Regions from separate parts of the Homo sapiens genome. Here region 1 is linked to region 2. A link is a contact called in ENCODE Hi-C or POLR2A ChIA-PET data. All regions are on one chromosome and are shown on one strand. Each heading gives the region's core, a stretch centred on a gene start or an enhancer-like site at or near the end of the contact. The rest is flanking DNA. Distances are from core to core; before and after follow the strand shown. Region 1 overlaps COL4A1 (collagen type IV alpha 1 chain). Region 2 holds the start of COL4A2 (collagen type IV alpha 2 chain).

Region 1 (7,083 bases), core at 1,916-4,415, 43 kb after region 2:
TCCTTCCCCTCGCCTGTGTGGATGGTGGGGAGGCTCAGGGCCCACTGGGTGACCGGAAATCCTTTCTCCAGTGGGCTCATTGTGCTCTTTGTGCTCTGCTCAGCAGCCGCTGCCCTCGCTGTGGGTTTCCTTTGTGATTAATCCTTATCTGCTCAAAAAGGCTTGCTTCACATTTGCCCTTGGCTGCTGGTCCCTGGCAGAGTGCAACTCTGCTGCCTTATGCCTTTTTTAAGTTTTTGGATTCCTTTCAAATTTTCTCAAATCTCATTACCCTGATTAAACATTTTTTCGATTAAAAATTAAATTTCTAGAAAAGTGTCAGGAAGTATGCAAATAAACGCTGGCATGCTTTCCACTTGAGAGTCATCAATTGCTTACATTTTGCCACATTCGTGGTTTTACTGCCTCTCCATATTACTCTTGTTTTTTGCTGTGCCATTTGAGATTAAGTTGTAAAGGTCATCTCCCTTAGCCCCTGAACATGTCAGCGTTAGACCCAAGGACAAGGATTTTCTTTTACGTAAGCATGATACCTTTATTAAGTTCAGGAATTGTAACATTGTTGCAATTTTATATCCCATGTCCAGTGCACGCTCACTGTGCCAGTTAGCCTAGCACTGCCCTGTGTGTTTCCCCAAGTCAGCATCTGGTCTCCGCGACGTATACTGAGGCCCCACATTGCCCTGCCTTTCTTTGGGCTGCTGTTCTTTTGCTAGATGAGTTTTGAGTTTTAAGGTTTTCTTACCCCCATCCAGCTCCGTGGCCACATTTCTGCTAGCGTGACTCCAGGGCTGGAGGACCGGGGGTTGGCAGCCTTCTCTTGCTTTTCCTGAGCTAGGATTCGTGGCGACAGAGTTGGAACTACTCCAGGCGGGTTGTGACACGTCCGTCTCCCCACATGGAGAACGGTGGCTTGCCAGTTCCCCTTGCGTCCCTTCGGCTGGCCCGGAGCTTGGTGCGTGTGGATGCTGCCGTCTGTGAGCCCATTGTGAGACCGCACGGCTGAAACAGCTGAATTGGGGAATAGCTTTCAGCTCTTTATCTCAGTGGCGATCTTTCGCTGTGTGCAGTTTCCCGGGTGCAGGCCGGGGCATGACTTCATTCTTTAGGTTATGCGGCACCCCCCGCGCGGGCTGCTGGCTCAGTCCCCCTGCTTGCTGTATCTGCGTCTGGGGACCGCCACCACCCGCATCTGTCTCCACGTGGTGGCCATCCAGGACTCTCAGTGACGACACCGCAGACGGTTGAGCTGGGAGCCCTCACACACTTGCAGGCATCATCATCCCAGCAGGCATGGTGGAGTCTGGGGAGATGCGCAGGAATTCCCGCGGGCTCTTAGAGTCTAGTGTTCAGTGGAAATTCGTGCTGGGGATAAAGAATGGCCCTGGCTGGAGTGGAATTTCGATGACTGCCACATCATCTTCAGGAACTCCATTGTATTCTACGGGCAGCTCCCAAACCCAAGACTGCTGGCAGCAGAAAGGCCTCCAGGAAGGCACCTAGTGACGTAGATAACAAATCCGTTTTACGTGCCACATTTCCTCATAGGATGTGCATAGGATCTCCTTTCCTGAAAGCCAGGACTGGCATGCAGCTCCCTGGTTTGGGGTTGCAGCCACCTGTGTGGAGTCAGTTGGCTGGGCTGTGTCCTTGTCACCAGAATCAGCTCCCCTGACTCTCAGCGTCACACACTTCCTGATCCCAGGCTCACGCGCTGTGAAGCCTGGTGAAAGCACATGTGTCGTCTCTCCTGGGTTCACAGCCTGAGCTGTGCGCTATGAATGCGACTGCACACAGCTGTAGTTTAGGGTGCCTCAGGCTCAACACTGTGTGAGACTTGTTTTTGACTACTTTAATACTTTTCTTTATTTAGAATGTACCCCACACCTTTTCTGGCTTTGTGATGTACTCAAATTGCCTTCGTAGAATTAGGAAATCTGCATATGGAAAATAAACCAAAATCGTATTGCAGTCGGCGCTTTCCTCTTTCCTCTTTCTGTGATTTTCTACCTCCCTACCTTTCTTTATCCTTTCTTTCATCTGTCTGAAAGGAAGTGAGGTCACACTCCACTCATTCCCAGATCACTTGAAACATTTGGAGCCTAAGGGAGAATGGAGAAGGCAGCGAGAAGGTCTCTAGCAGTCAAGGCCGATCGATGATGGTGGGACGGCGCCCACAGCCCAGCATCTTGCAGAGCCGAGGTGGGCTGAGCTGCAGCAGCACTTGGCGATCCAGCAACAGGGAAGGAGGGGAAGAAAGCCCTCTTAAGACACAGTGAGAGACAATGGGGAAAGTGTAAAAAGCATGTCCCAGATCTCAGAGCCTAATGCCCTGGGATCACGTGGTGCAGGGGCCATTGGCCCTGTCAGCTCAGGAGCTCCAGTGGCCTTCAATCCCCCCATCAACCCCTGAGTAAGGGGAGAGGAAGGCAAGGAAGGAGAGATGGAAGGAAAGAGGAGAAAAAGAGAGGGAGAAAGAAAGAGACGGGGAAGGAGGAGACAGAGAGAGAGGAGAGGGAGAGAATATTATTTAATACTTTTGATTCACTGGGCCAAAGTAGCATGTCAAAACAATTTCCTTCTTTAAAACCTTTTGGATTTAATTAAAGTATGGAACTAGAGTTGGCATTCTTTGGTAGATTCTGAAGCATGAGGCCTGAATGTGCATCCATTGAAATACATTATTTTAACCTTTTACTTCTTTCTCCTCCTCTCCTTCCCTCCTTTTTTCCCTTATCTTTCTACCGTCCTCCCTCTGTTGTTCTTAGGAATTATTGGGAATTTGGATTTGGTTTTGGGCGCAGGTAGGGGTTAGGAGGGTGGTTGCCAAGTTTGAGTTTTAAGAGGGAACCTGCAGCCAGGTTAGTTGACTCAGCTAACTCCAGAGGACAGAATGAATGATTCTACTGGGAATGGCAAACAGGGTTCTGAGAGCTGAAAATACACATTTTATGAGGTCTGCAACTCCTTAAAGTCTATGTCTTTCCCTCCCATGAAGAAGGACCAGAGTCTGCGGTCCTTTGACCTCAGAAATAATTAACCTGGACTCCTGAGGGGTGGGTGTGGAATGCCTCCTCCCCGTTCAGCCTTCATTCCTGGCTGGGAGGGGTTGGGGACGCAGTCTGGGGTGTGTGTTGGAAAGCAGTGTCTCAGAGCAGGCTGGGAGCACAGCTGCCGCAGCAGCCCTCTCCTGCCAAGCAGTGCGAGGGATGAGGATGTCCTGAACTTTTTCTTTTGATACAGTTTTTACAGATGTGTTGGCTCTGAAAAAATGCTGGCCTACTTTTTTCTTTTTTAAATAATAGTAAACATTCAGCTGTTTAATTTTAGGTTTTCCTTTATTTACAATGAGGAATTCATTTTTACTTGGCCCTAATGTTGATAGCCTAAACTTACATTTCTTTAAAGTTTATTTGAGAGCCCTAATAAGTGTTTGTAAGAAATGATCTATAAAATAATATGCCATTTAATGATTAAATTTACATTTTCATTTAATATATAATTGGTGAACTGTTACTATCCATACAAGAGGCAAAATCTACTTTTTCATTCGTCTAGAAGATAGCATCAAATTCCATTTTGATGATAAAAATAAACACAGGAGCTGGGCATGGTGGTACACGCCTGTGGTCCCAGCTTCTTGGGAGGCTGGGGCAGGAGGATCGCATGAGTCCAGGAGTTTGAGGTTGCACTGAGCTACAACTACAGCACTGCACTCCAGCCTGGGCAACAGAGCGAGATCCCATATGCCAAAATTTTAAAATAATAATAAGAATAATACGCAGCTTGCTCATTTTAATGCATCTTTCAAAGTGGGTCTGTAAGGGCGTGGTGGGGCTCAGTTTATCTTAGTAATCTGTTTTGTGCTTGACATGGTAAAGGGTTGGGTGGTTTTCCCAATACTTCTTGATTACATGCTGTATTCTGTCTTATCTGAACCTCCGTTCCTGATTTTGAAGTATTTCATGAGGGGTGTGACATCATTCCTGGAGGCCAAGGCCGTCGTGAATTCACTGCAGACAGCTGTCTCTCCTTGGTCTGGGGTGGTTTGTCTCTGGCTTGGACTGGAGAGGATACACTGTGTATTCTTGGCTTTGAGTTCCTTGACTGCTTTCTGCTGCGTGGGAGTTTTCCAGGCATGTTTGGAGAGCGGACAGGGTTCAGCCAGCTAGACCTACCTGCCTGCTCTGGAGAAATTTGGTTCACTTGATCCAAGTTCAGATGCACAATTTATGGTGTCCAACTCTGGTCCACACACTCAGGAGCTCCTCTAAGCTCACGAGGTCCTTGGGGGATCAGTGCTAGCAGCCGCCTTTAGGGCACAAGTGTTGATGGACTCCTTGCAGCCCTTGAAATGAAATACTGGTTTTAAAATACAGCCGTAAACTGGAAGGTTATCATGAAGGAGACTTAGACCCATTGGGGAACACATCGAAGTGAAGCAGATCAGGACAGCTGGAAATTCCAGGCAGGGAGGATTAATCAGTGCAGCAGAATCAGGAGATGCGTGTTTCCCTGAAACATGTATTGTTTCACTTTCCTTCCCATTGTATGAACTCTGGACCCTGGGGGTTAAAAGCCTGGGCCATGCTTCCTCTTCTTGTACAGTAGCAGGAATGTGGGATGAAAAGCACTCCGAGATTGTTGATCTTTGTGAGATTTTTGCCTAAATAAAAAGTAGAATTAAGAGGGAGGAGGAAGATCAGTAAGATTTAAAATCCCATACTTAAGTTACGCACATGAAAGGAACTTCTGAAAAATGCTTTTGCCTTCTGATTTGCTCTAAATATGTGTCAGCTTCCAGTTGGACAGTTTAATTACCACCACTCTGGGAGGGCAGACGCATTTTGAAGTAGTAGCTGCATTTTTCATGTTGTATACTGGGAAGGCTGATGGTGGAGGGTGAGGGCGCTGGGTCCTGCCCTGGGCGGTCTCAGCCCCCCACTTGCTGGCGGGCAGGTGCAGGGCAAGCTCTTGGCCTTGCAGACCTCGCGGTCCTTGCCTGTGGGACTCAGGCAGTGACCCCCACCTCTCGGGGTGCGGTGACCGTTAAGCAGGAATCTGTTTCTGAAGCTCCTACTGCACACGGGGTACTCAAAAACACTGGTCCTCTTTCCATTCCTCCCCTAATGTGGCGTTGAAGAAACCACACTCCACCCAGTTAAACCCTCAGATGGAAGCATGGGCCTCCTGCATGTTTCTAAATTCCCTTTAAATAGGACCCAGTGTTTCCCAGCTTCCCGCCCGGTCACAGCTGGGACCCACCTGCCCTGTGCCCACCTGCCCTGTGCAGCCACTGTGTGCTGGCCTCGAAATGAGTCACTCACTGTCACCGGGGGACAGCCGGTGTCCCGGCTCTGCTCTGGCCTTGCAGAAGCTCTGAATGAACAAGTGGCAGGCACTGCACCAGGCCCGGGGTGGCAGAGGACGCAGAGTGTCCTTAGGAGACAATGTCTGGCAGAGCCCCTGCCCCTGCGCGGCTTCCCTCACTGTCTCCACCTGGGCAGCTCACAGGAAGCGCCCTCAGCTCTGATGCAAATCCCCAGATGGCTTGAGGAATTCCCCTTGGGTGCGGTTCCCTGGGCACAGCAGGATGTGAGTTCTCTCTAGGAGGGATGGAACCTGGGCAGTCCATCGCTTCTGTGTCTTCCTTCTTATCTTCAGTAATTTGAATCTTAAATTTTGAGGAACTCCACTTGATCTAAAAGCTAGGGAGCCCTTGGGCTGCTGGGAAGCCACAGAAGCAGCACTGGGGTTTTTGCTCTCCAAATCTAAACAGCGGTAGCACTTCAGGAGAACGCAGCAGCAAACCAGTGAGTTAGCAGGCTCCCAAATCCGAGAGGTGGAAAGGAAGCAACTTCAAATGTTGTTTTGAGAGAATCCAAAATTGCCCAAGAGCTAATAGCTTGGCTGTGGAATTCCATCAGAGGCAGTCCCTTCTGGGTGAAGTTGTGATGGGTCGGGGGGCTTCCTGCGCCAGGGCGGTGTGTGGGGGCTCCATTCCCCCTTCCTGGGGAGCAGGCTGCCTCTTGTCCTCTCCTGTGGTGAGCTCTGCTGTGACCACATTGGGGCTGTAAGGGGAGTTCATGGAATTGGTGAACAAATCTTTTTCACATTTTTAAAATTGTGGTAAAATACACATAACAGAAAATGTACTATTTTGGCCTTTTTTTTTTTTTTTTTTGAGACGGAGTCTCGCTCTGTCACCCAGGCTGGAGCGCAGTGGCGCGATCTCAGCTCACTGCAAGCTCCACTTCTCGGGTTCACGCCATTCTCCTGCCTCAGCCTCCCGAGTAGCTGGGACTACAGGTGCCCTCCACCGCACCCAGCTAATTTTTTGTATTTTTAGTAGAGACGAGGTTTCACCGTGGTCTCCATCTCCTGACCTCGTGATCTGCCTGCCTCGGCCTCCCAAAGTGCTGGGATTACAGGCGTGAGCCACCGCGCCCGGCCCACTTTGACCATTTTTAAGTGTAGAGTTCACCGGCTGTGAGTACAGTCATACTGTTGTGTGACCGTCCCCACCATCCACTCCAGAACTCTTTTCCTCTTGCAAAACTGAGACTCAGTACCCATTAAACAGAAAAAAAATGTCATACTGTATGTCAGCACGAGAGGCATGCATTCCGTCTTCATCTCTAGAAAGCTTGGGCCGGAGATGGCCTTTTGTACCACCCTTGCCGTGGTGACACTTGGTTTTAGTTGGCTGTGACTACTAGGGATCTATGAGTTCAGTAAGTCACAAGCCTGTCCTGTGTGGAGAGGTTACCTGTAATGGTGTGATGTGGTTTCACTGTATCCCCACCCACATCCCACCTTAAATTGTAATAATCCCCACGTGCTAAGGGTGCAGCCAGGTGGAGGTAATTGAATCATGGGGGCAGTCTACCCCATACTGTTCTCCTGGTAGCGAATAAGTCTCAAGAGTTGCGACGGTTTTATAAATGGGAGTTCCCCTGCTCAAGCTCTCTAGCCTGCCGCCATGTAAGATGTGGCTTTGCTCTTCCTTTGTCTTCTGCCATGATTATGAGGTCTCCCCAGCCATGTGGAACTGTGAGTTCATTAAACCTTTTTTCTTTATAA
Region 2 (6,596 bases), core at 1-2,500:
AGTCCGTGACAGAGACTCCCCACCAGCTCCCGAGTTCCAGGAAAACTTTTTTCGCCCTAAGCCTGGCGTCTCACTGCCTAGTGACTGACACACTTTCCTGGCCTCTACGGCTGCAGCTTTGCCCAAAGCAACGAAAACGGTGCCTCAGGCTACATTTTAAGTTCCCAGTTCCCGTGAAAGGCCGACGCTTGCAAAACACAGGATTGACGCTGGGAACCCAAGGGGAAGGAAAGGTGGAAAGCATGATGAGGGAAGAGCAAGCTTTCTCAGAACCTTGGTGGGCAGCCTGGCGAACATCCACACGCACACACACACTCGGGAGCGCACGGACGAGCTGCCTTCTCCAAGGCCACTCAAACGTCCCAACCACTCTCGGGCGCGCAAGTCCAAGCGCGGGAGCCAGGACTTACCGCCAAGACGCTCTGGGCGAGGAACCCCACGGTCACTGTCCCCAGCAGCAGCCACCTGCATGGGAAAGGGAGGAAGAGAGACGTGAACGTGCGGGCCCGGCTTGTCAGTCCCCGAGAGTTACACCGAAGGGTCCATGCGCGCGTGACCCACGGGGACCAGGCAGAAAGTCGCTTACCGCCGTAGGGCAGGGCCGGCCACCGCGCGCTGGTCTCTCCCCATGCTGGCGGTTCGTCCACTCTGGGCCCCGGTCAGTCCCACTTAGCCTAGAGGCGACAGACAAAGCGAGTTTAGCGCAGGATGAGGGAGGCAGCCCATCCTCACCGCCGGTCTCGGTCCGCGAGACGCGGGGACAGCGCGGTGCGCGGCCCGCATGCAGGGGTGACCGGAGGGCCGTCCCCCCCACGACCCGGAAAGAAGGAGAGCCTCCCGTTAGGCCCCTGTGGGTGCTCCTTGGCCGAGGAGCTCGGTCTTCGCTCTCCCACCCTCCCCCTTTCTACTCCCAAGCAGGAGAGCGTGCAGCCCTAGCCTGCACAAGGCGCTCCAAGTCGGTGCTCTCGGGCCAGGGTCTGGGCGCCGCTCGGGGGTCGCTCTCACCTCGGGCTCGGCTTCAGGGGCTGCTGCCCGAACGCATTGGCCCTTCCAGAAGCACCCGCCGGCGGCACACCGGCAGGGCGGCCGGCCTTGCTGGGCTCTCTGGGCGCCGGCCCCGGGGGCTCGGGCGGCCCCTTTCGGTCCTCGGCCTGGATCCGCGAACGCGCGGGCGCGAGGGGTTGGGACGCGGGAGCCTCTTGAGTGCGGAGCGCGGAGCCCTGGTGTCCCGGCGCACTGCAGCCACACTCCCGGGCCGCGCGCTCCCGCCGCCTCTTACCCGCGCCGCAGGGTCCTCCCCTTTGAGGCGCCGCCCGCGCACCGCCGGGGGGGAGGGGGCAGCGCCAACAAATTGGGGAGCTCGGCCCGCCGCGCTCAGGTCTCCGCTTGGAGCCGCCGCACCCGGGACGGTGCGTAGCGCTGGAAGTCCGGCCTTCCGAGAGCTAGCTGTCCGCCGCGGCCCCCGCACGCCGGGCAGCCGTCCCTCGCCGCCTCGGGCGCGCCACCATGGGGCCCCGGCTCAGCGTCTGGCTGCTGCTGCTGCCCGCCGCCCTTCTGCTCCACGAGGAGCACAGCCGGGCCGCTGCGAAGGTGAGTTCCCGGCCAGCTCCGCTCCCGGCGTCCCGCCCCGAGCTTGGGCGCCCCGAGAGGCCCCTTTGTCCGCGCCTGGACCCGTCCGCCTGCCCCTCGGGGGTCGCGCGTGGCACGGCCAGGTGCATTCTCTGGGCCGGGGTTCGTTGGGGGTCCCTGTAGGCTACGATCGCGCATTGGTGGACCGAGCCTCCTTTGTTATGGTATGGGTACTGGAGAGTTAAGGAATTCCTCCGGGGAAGGGAGGAGAAACAGCCCGCGCTGTGGCGGGGTGAGGGTGCCTGGGAGCCGGCGGGATTTGAACCCGCGTCGCGGGTATGCTCGGCAGCTGGGCGCCTTCACCCGTCCCGGGTGCGCGAGGGAGTTGGGGGCTGGAGGGCCGGGAGCGCCCACCCCGCGCTGCTCAGAGACCCACACTGGGAGCTCCGAGCTCCTAGCCCCTGGGAGCAGCTTTGGGCGTATTTCTCCTTGTCTGGAGACCCTGGTGGCTGAGGCTGAAAAGCTCTGGGCCCTTTGCCTGGAAACAGCTGTATCTGAGCTTTCCCACGACTGCTGCCTAAGGCGCGCTCCAAGGCAGAAGTGGGGCTCTTCTGGACGCCCGGCTTGAAGAAGCCACCATCCTCAACTCGTTGCCTTCTATTAATATATATTTTAAAAAATTATAACCACATTCATATTTGAGCATGAAACCAAAGTGAAACTCCATGTCATTGTTCCATGCACAAATTGTTTTTCTAGTTTTCATTTCCTTTGGTTATGTGCTTGCCCAGAAAGGATCTGGGAGATCGGTTTGCAGGAGGTTTGCAGGAGTCGAGGCTTCCAGCCGTGGACAAGCCTGGACTGACTGTTGTTTCCTTTTTTCCTTCCCCTCCGAGAGAATAAAGACTTCAGCTGTTGCTCAGTGTCACAGCCATGCAGTCCCACAGGCCGGAAGGTGTGGCTTCTGAACAGATTTTGCAGTTTCTCCCTCAAATGCTTAAAAATGATTTTTGCTACTTACCAGATTTTCCATACTTATTCTTTTACTGTTCTTAATCTTGTTCTTTGTTTTCCTCTTTAAAAAAAAATTTTACTTCTCTCCTGGAAGAATGATACTCACTAAATCCACTTAACTGTATAGAAATTGTTAACTGTTACATGCCAGAGAGAACTGGTGATATACACACACGTCTCCTAATTGAGAGCTTATCTCCCTGGAGGCAGCTTCTCCACTGGGTATTGAAAGGACTAATGATTACATCAGCAATTAACTTCAGATTGTACCTCCCAGCCCAGTCTCCCCAAACTTCATAGCCAGTTATTTAAACACTCTTTGGTAATGATGACAAAATACTTTCCAAAGAACAGGCTTGAGAGCACTTTATTTTGGTCTAGAAATATTGACCAAAAGATTGAACGCTTCCAAGGTGAGATGGTGAAGCCTGATGATGGTAAGGTAAATCAGAGAAAGTTCTTCATTGGGAAATAGGAGCTGTTTGCATTTCGATTTTCTGATGGATAATGTTAGCAAAGCAAAGAAAGCTAACTGTAAGAGCTGGCTTTCCAAACATCCAGGACTGTAGAAAGAAAGAACCACTCAGTTACGCAAATCCTGTTCTCACCCGGGAAATCAAACGCATTAATGTTGAGTTGGAGATGATTTTACTTCCCTTTAATCATTTCCTAAAGCTCAATTACATTCCCGGCCACTGTCTTTGCAGTGTCCCTTGAGGTGCCATGGACTGTTTTTAAGAGATGCAGCCTGTGGGCACTTCTGATCACAGCTGACCTCACAGATATTATCATTACTCTGTATTTTCCCTGGCTTAATTAGAGAAAAGTGCTTAATGTGCAGATGATGTATGGGTATACAAGAAAATCACTTAAAAACTGAATCTGCCTAATTTTAAAATTTGTCTCACTTTTCATGCCATCAATAACATTTTGGCTTACCTCCTTCCAAAATCAGCTGTTAGATGTACCATAACACTGAAATAGCTTCAATACTGATCCAAGCAAAACATAATTTAAAAGCACATTTTGAATGATAAGATGCTGTGGATTTGATCAGATCCTCATTCAGAAGCCAGTGGAAGTGACTGTTGGCTTACCTCTCCTTTGCACTGTCTGAATCACACTTCACCTGCATTTGTACATCCAGACATCACCTGCTGTGTGCCAGGCATGAATTGCCCTTATTGTTTTTTCTTCATGAAAGGCTGTTTAATTTTGTATTTGCTGTATCTGCTATGGTCATATTGTTTACGTACTCATGGGTGGATTTTCTAAACCATTGATTTTATCCCACGCTGAACCTACCACTCTACTCCCCGCTCCTCCCTTCCTCCACTTTTCTTCAGCAAGAAAGGAGGAATAGCTTGCAGGCTCCAGACAAACACGTGCCAGCAGTGTTCTGATTGTGAGCACCCTCTACTCTTAGTCACTCAGTTGCACTGGGCGGAATGAACCCTTCCTGCAGCAGCTTTCACACTCCCCTCTAGCTGGTTCTGTGTGATGCTTCTTAACAGATTATTTCTCAGGATTAGAAACGTGAACTTTCCCCTCAGTGTGGTGATGCTTGTCCAGCAATACTGTCATCTCCTGACCATTAGTCACCACCTCTGGGACTGAATGACCTAGAGTTCAAACTAAGTGAGATTTCATTCCCATATAAGTATGGACCATGTTCTACTGGAAATGTAGTTTAGAAGAGAAGGCTGGTTTCTGAATCAGTCCCAACAAGAGCAGCATCGCCCAGGATCTCAGGAGTGATATTGGTGAAGCTATTCCTTATATCTGCAAGCTCTTTATATTAATAGATGGAATTGGACTAGGGTGAAGGGACATAACTTTAAGACCAACCAGAAGACACAATGTTCATGTACTCTGACTAGATTCACAGAATTATCAATGCTATATATTATTAATAGTCACGTGTACACAGGATGAGTGTGCTTTAGGCACCAGAGGACCTTACATTTTATACCTGCTTTTAAGCAGATGATTTGGGGGTACTCATCAAACTCTATACCTCAGTTTCCCTGGCAGGTCTGTCCCTTCCTCACACGGACCCGTTTGTGCCTTCCTTCATTCCACACACACATCGGGAACACCTCCTTCCTGCCATGACCTTGCCAGGTGCTGGCCATGCGGCAGGGACTCACCCCCACTCTCTGTCCTCAGGAAGGTCAGGTGAGAAATATTGGAAAAGAAACAGACGAATCCAAGTCAGGCTGGTAAATGTCACAATCAGGGGAATCGAAGGGCTATAGGAACACTGAATCCAGCTTTGGGGAACTCAGAGGAAACTTCTGGGAGGGGCTTCCGCCTCTGAAATATGAGGGAGAAATAGGAACTATACACCAGCATGTCATTTCCATGTGCACTGTGATGGTGTACTATACACAGAAGACATGGTCATTCTGCCTGTCTGCTCTCAAGTCTAAGGGTCTTTGCACTGAAAGATGACCTTCAAGTTTGCTCCTTTGAGATACCAAAATGTCATTGTTTCTGTGATTAACAATCTTGGTGGCTGAACTTTGCTCTCAGAGGGGTGGAAAGAATTGGAAGGGCAGGGTTTAGGAGACCAGTGTTAAAAAAGAGCTCCCAGCTCCAACTGAGGCCCCAGTATGTGGTCCTGTCCCTTTTCTCGGAGGTGGCAGGTAGGCAGGCAGGGGATGTTTGGAAAGTTGCGGCATGGATGACTGATTCTAGTCAGGAGTGCCTTTAGGAACTGACCCAGAAAACCTACCCTTACTTGGGCCAGGCCATGAGGGAATTCACAAAACCCTACATTATTCATTAACAAGGCTGTTGGCAAATTTCTGAGAACTGGCAAGGATGGTCATAACAAGTTCAGTTATTTAGTTAAGAGCTGGTAAAGATTTTGCAGACAAATGGAACCCACCAGTGATGATCTAAGACAAACCTTTGTAGACAGTGGAAGAACATCAAGAAGTGGCTAAATGACAACAGTGGTTTTGATGAATTCTATGATATTTGTTATAATAATTGTTCCCCAAATTGAAGAAGGATTAACCTCATTAAAATGTCTCACAAGGAGGTTTGGTATTTTGAGTTCTTGGGCTAGAGTCAGCTCAAGCAACAATAGAATGCCTAAAATAATGTTAGAGCATTGTTCTTCCTGCTATTATTAAGCAACCATGAAAAAATGTCAACTATAGAACAATACAAAAGACATATTCCTACCATTCTTATGCATACAATGAAAAGGGATGTCAACCAGAGCATGTTTTAATGGTGAATTTCTTCTGAGTCTTTTGACACTGTAGGAATGACTTTGGGGTGAAGACTTTGATAGTCTGGTACACAGTGAGCTGGTTCCAGCCTCGTTTCCCTCCATTGTTCTCCTGGTCCTAACTCTGGGACATGGGTCCCTCCTAGCGCTCTTTCCGTGTCTCTGCTTCTGTCTTCTTCCTCTTCCCATGCCCCTCAGTGTGGGTGAGCTGCAGGGGCAGCTCTGCGTGGTTCTCTTTGTTCTTTGCACTCTCTAACTTCCACTGGGGGTCTGCTCCATGATGCACCATTACTCCCTGAAGGGGACTCCAGAACTCCTTCTTGAACTCCAGTTCAACGTCTTCACATTTCCACGCGACGCCTCCCCTTGGCTGTCTTGCTTTGATCTCAAACTGAGCAAATATGTTCAGGACTGAACTCATTTTTTACCTGGACTGACAACCCTTCCCGACTCTGCCATTTTGGTCCTGGTGCCCTCTGATGTTTCTGGGTACAGAGCCCAGAGACTATGAGGCTTTAGCCTTTCCTCTTCTTTATCCTCTGCATCTGCTCAGTCACAAAGTCTCCTACTTCTTTCTGGATGCTTCCCAGAGGTGCCCGCAGCTTTCCCTTCCCACGGCTGGGACTCCCTTCCAGCTCTCTTTGCCTTGTGCCAGGATCACCACTGAACCCTCATGGCCCTGCCCCTCCTCCCAGCTCTCGTGCTCTCCAGCCCATTCCTCAGGCTGTGAGAGGCTAATTGCCCTCAATTCCCTAAGTTATGGTCATAG

Evidence for each region. Hi-C counts contacts between places; a loop is a spot of excess contacts on that map. ChIA-PET counts read pairs that join two places held with the same protein, here RNA polymerase II (POLR2A). Pooled maps may share reads with other maps.
Region 1: a map of heart left ventricle shows a loop between it and region 2 (3-fold over the local background). The contact joins the enhancer-like site here to the promoter of COL4A2 in region 2. A Hi-C loop is called at or near these places in 29 of 168 maps with a recorded cell type or tissue (Caco-2, MCF 10A, Right ventricle myocardium inferior and 15 more) and 16 of 50 pooled maps. POLR2A ChIA-PET finds 5 or more read pairs at or near these places in 7 of 52 experiments (AG04450, H1, MCF 10A and 2 more).

The regions. Positions count from the first base shown.
Region 1 is chr13:110,260,138-110,267,220 of GRCh38, reverse strand. All of the region lies in intron 1 of COL4A1 (collagen type IV alpha 1 chain), which reads left to right. Among named protein-coding and RNA genes, the nearest start is that of COL4A1, 43 kb to the left of the region's middle. Within about 2 kb of position 3,165, at least 15 of the 41 ENCODE cell types and tissues checked have a DNase peak (open chromatin) inside an H3K27ac peak, as active enhancers do; they include ascending aorta, gastrocnemius medialis, heart left ventricle and 4 more, where a contact is called at or near this core.
Region 2 is chr13:110,301,938-110,308,533 of GRCh38, reverse strand. It overlaps COL4A2 (collagen type IV alpha 2 chain), which reads right to left and starts at 1,250. Exons shown (of 48, transcript NM_001846.4): 1 at 1,006-1,250; 2 at 587-674; 3 at 411-465. The coding sequence starts at 630. COL4A1 (collagen type IV alpha 1 chain) reads left to right here and starts at 1,377. Exons shown (of 52, transcript NM_001845.6): 1 at 1,377-1,590. The coding sequence starts at 1,507. RefSeq lists enhancers at 1-787, 788-1,621.